2 separate regions of the Homo sapiens genome follow, and region 2 is linked to region 1. Evidence: read pairs that join two places in POLR2A ChIA-PET (ENCODE). Cell type or tissue: GM12878. All regions are shown on one strand. Links, peaks and the distances in the headings refer to the core of each region. The heading gives the core; the rest is flanking DNA. Region 1 has its middle 37 kb from the start of FNDC3B. Region 2 overlaps LOC105374218 (a long non-coding RNA gene).

What was found. ChIA-PET counts read pairs that join two places held together with the same protein. Peaks named below come from ENCODE experiments on the same cell type or tissue, not always from the same donor. Only the 100,000 strongest peaks of a DNase experiment are listed, where the experiment ranks them.
Region 2: POLR2A ChIA-PET joins it to region 1 with 5 read pairs; 3 of 35 experiments call an interaction of 5 or more read pairs at or near these places.

What each region holds. Positions count from the first base shown.
Region 1 is chr3:172,001,370-172,004,188 of GRCh38, forward strand. No RefSeq gene overlaps it. Among named protein-coding and RNA genes, the nearest start is that of FNDC3B, 37 kb to the right of the region's middle. In GM12878, for the core only: no CTCF peak of the experiment used is centred there; no DNase peak of the experiment used is centred there.
Region 2 is chr3:171,917,351-171,920,169 of GRCh38, forward strand. The region is part of intron 2 of LOC105374218 (a long non-coding RNA gene); the gene reads left to right. Among named protein-coding and RNA genes, the nearest start is that of TMEM212-AS1, 18 kb to the left of the region's middle. In GM12878, for the core only: no CTCF peak of the experiment used is centred there; a DNase peak (open chromatin) is centred at 1,507.

The sequences.
Region 1 (2,819 bases), core at 128-2,627:
TTAATTAGATGGAAAGGAAAAAAAGACACATCTACAATTACAGTGCTCAAAACTCCTCTTTCAGTATTGGACAGAATAAGCAGACAGCACTGCAACACTCACAACTTGAACAACACTAACATCACGTTTAACACTCCACTAACAACAATAAAATACACATTCTTTTTAAATGCTGATAGAACATTCACAAAGATAGATAATGTTCTGTCTTAAAAGAAGTCTCAGTAAGTTTAAAGGCATTGAAAACATACACTATATATTCTAAACCCAAACAAAATTAAATTAGAAGTCAATAAGAAAAATATTTCTGGAAACTCACCCAGTATTTAGAAATTAAACAATAAACAATACATTTCCAAATAACTCACAGAAAAAAACACAGAGGTAATTAGAGTGGAACCAATCCAACTGCCCATCAATCAATGAGTGGATAAAGAAACTGTGGTATACATATATATGATGGAATACTACTCAGCCATAAAAAAGGAATGAATTAACAGCATTTGCAGCAACCTGGATGAGACTGGAGACTATTATTCTAAGTGAAGTAACTCAGGAATGGAAAACAAACATTTTATGTTCTCACTGATACGTGGAAGCTAAGCTATGAGGATGCAAAAGCATAAGAATGATACAGTGGACTTTGGGGACTTGGGGGGAAGGTTGGGAGGGGGGCGAGGGATAAAAGACTACAAATGGGGTGCATTGAATGCTGCTTGGGTGATGGGTGCACCAAAATCTCACAGATCACCACTAAAGAACTTACTCATGTAACGAAATACCACCTTTACCCCAATAACCTATGGGAAAAAATATAATAAATAAATACAAACAAAGAAAATCACAATATATTTTAAACTGAATAAAAATGAAAACACAACATACCAAAATTTGTAGAGGACACCTAAAGGAGGATGCTGAGGGAAATTTGTAACTTTTTTTTTTTAAGACAGGGTCTCACTCTGTCACCCAGGCTGGAGTGCAATGGCACTGACACAGATCACTGCAGCCTCAGCCTCCCAGACTCAGGTGATCCTCCTACCTCAGCCTCCCAAGTAGCTGGGACTACAGGTGTGTGCCACCACTCCTAGCTAATTTTTCTAATTTTTTTTTCTTGTAGAGACAGGGTTTTGTCATGTTGCCCAGGCTGGTTTTGAACTCCTAAACTCAAGGAATCCTCCTTCCTCAGCCTCTCAAATCGCTGGTATTAGAGACATGAGCCACTGAGCCTGGCCAATGTGTAACGTTAAATGCTCAAATAATCTAAGAGTGTACTTTAAGAAACTACACAGAGAAGTAATAAAACCCAAAGTAAACAGAAAGAAAGCAGTGATAAAGCTAATAGCAGAAACAAATGAAAGAGGAAATCAGCGACATCAAAAACTGTTTTTGTTTTTCTTTTTACAAATGAGCATCTGTAAAACCCTATGGCTAACATTAAAATGATGGAAGATTATATGCTTTTCCCTTAAGACTGAGTAAAAAGCAAGGATGGCTTCTCCTTTCATTTCTATTCAACATCATTCTGGAGGTCCTAGTGAGTCATTTAAGTCCAAAAAAAAAAAAAAAAAGAAAAAGAAATAAAAGGCAAACATTGCAAAGGAAAAATTAAAGCTGTGTTTATTTACAGAGAACACAATCGTATAGCTGGAAATGTTAAGAAATCTTCAAAAACAACATTAATTCTAATAAGTGAGGTTAGCAAGTTTACTGGAAACAATGTCAATACACAAAAAATCAACTATAATACTATTAACAATTAGAAATTGAAGTTTTAAAATACCACTGATTACAGCATAAGAAACATAATATATTTGAAGATAATTTGAACAAAAGTGTACTAGACATGTACGTTGAAAACTACAAAAGACTATTAGGCCAGGTGCACTGACTCATGCCTGTAATCCCAGAACTTTGGGAGGCCAAGGCAGATGGATCAGTTGAGGTCGGTTCAAGGCCAGCCTGGCCAACACAGTGAAACCTCATCCCTACTGAAAATATAAAAATTGGCTGGGCATGGTGGTGCATGCCTGTAATCCCAGCTACTCAGAAGGATGAGATTCAAGGAGAATCGCTTGTACCTGGGAGGCAGAGGTTGCAGTGAGCTGAGATCACGTCGCTGCACTCTAGCCTGGGCCGCAGAGCAAGACTCCATCTCAAAAAAAAGAAAAAAGAAAACTGCAAAAAACTATTAAAAAATTAAAGAGGGCCAGGCTCGGTGGCTCATATCTGTAATCCCAGCACTTTGGGAGGCCGAGGCGGGTGGATCACCTGAGGTCAGTAGTTCGAGACCAGCCTGGCCAATATGGTAAAACCCCGTCTCTACTAAAAATACAAAAATTAGTTGAGCGTGGTGGCATGCGCCTGTAGTCCCAGCTACTCAGGAGGCTGAGGCAGAAGAATTGCTTGAACCCCAAAGGCAGAGGTTGCAGTGAGCTGAGATCGTGCCACTGCACTCCAGCCTAGGGGATAGAGTGAGGCTCTATCTCAAAAAAATAATAATAATAATAATTAAAGAAAACCTTTATAATCAGAGAGACATACAGTGTTAAATTGTTTATCAATATTATGATGACAATTTTCCCCAAATTAACCTATAGATTCAATGTAATGCCAATCAAAACCCCAAAAGACTTTTTGTTTTGAAGATGACAAGCTGATTATAAAATTTGTATGGAAATGCAAAAGATCTAAAACAGAAAAACTATATTGAGAAAGAAAAACAAATTTGGGAGACACATTATCCATTTTCAACATTTACTATAAAGCTACATTAATCAAGATGATGTGCCAGTATAAAGATAGACATAGAAATCAAT
Region 2 (2,819 bases), core at 185-2,684, 84 kb before region 1:
TTTTGAGACAGAGTATCACTTTGTCGCCCAGGCTGGAATGCAGTGGCACCATCTCAGCTCATTGCAACCTCTGCCTCCTGGGTTCAAGCGATTCTAGTGCCTCAGCCGGACACTGCCACACCCAGCTGATTTTTGTATTTTTAGTAGAGACGGGGTTTCACTATGTTGGCCAGGCTGGTCTCGAACTCCTGCCCTCAGGTGATCTGCCCACCTCTACCTCCCAAAGTGCTGGGATTACAGGCATGAGCCACCATGCCTGGCCTAAGTATACCATTTTTAGATTACATGAGAAAAAGAACAAACTACCTGCATATGCAAAACCATGGATGAATTTCATCAATGTAATGTTGAGCAAGAGAAACCAGACTCAAAAAATAGGACAATGGTTGAGTCCTTCAAGAAACAGATGCCAAATTTGAGTTAGAAGTGCGAAAGATTTGCTGGGAATATAAGTGGACATGGAAAGCCATTAAGCCTGACATTTAGAGGGTGAAGGATGGAGAATTGGGTAGAAAGGGCCTCAGCCTCCAGTACAGCTCTGGGAAAGTCTTTTCCAGTGCAATGAGAAGCTTCAATACAAAGTTATCCATATAGGAATCACTCACTGGCCAGAAATGGGAAGTCTTTATACCATATCCATGCTCAATCATTGACTGCTGCTACCCAGAGAGCACATTGTCATGTCTCGAAAGCCAAGACAGATGCTGAAGCTCATACATTTGGAGACTGTTTACCAACTGCAGTCTCTTATAACAGATTCTCTCTTGAAGGAGATCTGAGCAATACACCTCTATGACTGCCACAGGTACATTCTGTGCACAGGTACATTCTGATTGCAATTACATGAAGTCTAAAGCTGTCACATATAATCTGCAGTGACAGAGGTCAGAAGAGCTTGGGGATTTGACTAGGGAAGGGCAAGAGGGACCCTGTTGGGTTGCAGGAAATATTTTCTTTCTATATCTGGATAGTGATTATATGAATATATACATACTTTAAAATTCAATAAGCCGTACACTTAACGTTATGATATGTAAGTTACAGTCTTACTAAAAAAGGGTGGAGATGTAGGAAAGAGGTGCCTTTCCAGGTTTATACATGGTCCTGACTCCCTGAAGTTGTTAGATTAAGAAACTAGTCACAATCCTCCTTTTCAGATTTAAGAGATCCCTAAAAGTATTCCCCCAAAAAGAAGGAAGAGGTTTTTAAAAATCCCTTCGCCTGCTTTTGTGGGGGAGATAACTAGAACAAATTTTCATTGCTTAATTATAAATAAACAGAAAACTCTCACATAGCTAGGGCTAGGTTTAGCTGTGACAGAAAACCCAAAATAATACTAACTTAACCAAGATGAAATTTAGTTCACTGTCATCTAAAAGAAGTTCAAAAGCAGGCAGTTGAGAGCTGCTACAGTGCTCAATAGTGTCAAGGACCTGGGATGCTTCTATTTTACTATTCTGCCATCCTTGGCACTTGGTTTCTACCTCACTGTGGAAGAAGGCTGCTTGAGCTATAGTCATTACATCTGAATTCCAGCTACAAGAAAATATGGCAAAAAGGCACTCCTCTTTCTATTTAAAGACACTCCTCAGAAGTTGTACATAGCATATCTATTTATATCCCTTTGGCTGAAACTTAGTTTTTGTTTGGTTTGGTTTTTGTTTTGAGGCAGAGTCTCGCTCTGTTGCCCAGGCTGGAGTGCAGTGGCATGATCTTGGCTCACTGCAACCTCTGCCTCCCGGGTTCAAGCTACTCTCCTGTCTCAGCCTCTTGAGTAGCTGGGATTACAGGCATGTACCACCATGCCCAGCTAGTTTTTGTATTTTTAGTAGAGACTGGGTTTCACCATGTTGGTCAGGCTGGTCTCGAATTCCTAACCTCAAGTGATCTGCCCACCTCAGCCTCCCAAAGTGTTGGGATTACAGGCGTGAGCCCCTGGAACTTAGTTTTATGAACACATCTAGCTACCAGGGAGGCTGGAACACACAGGGACAACTAGCAGATTCTGCCATAACCCCACAGGAGAATTTGTAGTGTAAAGGAAAGAAAACATAGCATGCAAAAGGTGGAGGAAGATCAGACTATAAAAACCTATCTACTTTAGAAACATAAATTTTTAAATGCATCTATATTGTGCTCTTAATTTTCAAAATGCATGTACACTCTGAAAAAAGTGATAAAAGATAAATTGATCAGTAACAGGCAGAGTTGAGAAAAGAATTAGCTAAGCTAGAAAGGGAAATCAGGTGACTAAAAGGAGAACCAGGTGACTAAAGAAAGAACATTTTCAAAATAACTATGCAATTGTGAGACTGCGTGCTGAACTGGAAGCAGTGGAGAACAGAATTAACAAGGCAGAAAACAGAATCATTAATATGGTTGACAAGCTTAATTAATTTTCCTGTAGTAAATAAGAAAAGGAAAACAAGGCTGGGCACAGTGGCTCATGCCTGTAGTCCCAGCACTTTGGGAGGCTGAGGCGCACAGATCACGAGGTCAGGAGTTCAAGACCAGCCTGGCCAACATGGTGAAACCCTGTCTCTACTGAAAATACAAAAATTAGCTGGGTGTGGTGGTGCGCATCTGTAATCCTAGCTACTCGGGAGGCTGAGGCAGGACAATCATTTGAACCCAGGAGGCAGAGGTTGCAGTGAGTCCAGATCGCACCACTGCACTCCAGCCTGGGCAACAAAGCAAGATTAGACTCCCTCTAAAAAAAAGAAAAAAGAAAAAGAAAAATGAAAGGGAAAACAAAACCCAAAGAAAGAAAATTAGTATATCAAAGAGATATCTTCACTCCCGATGTTTACTGCAGCACT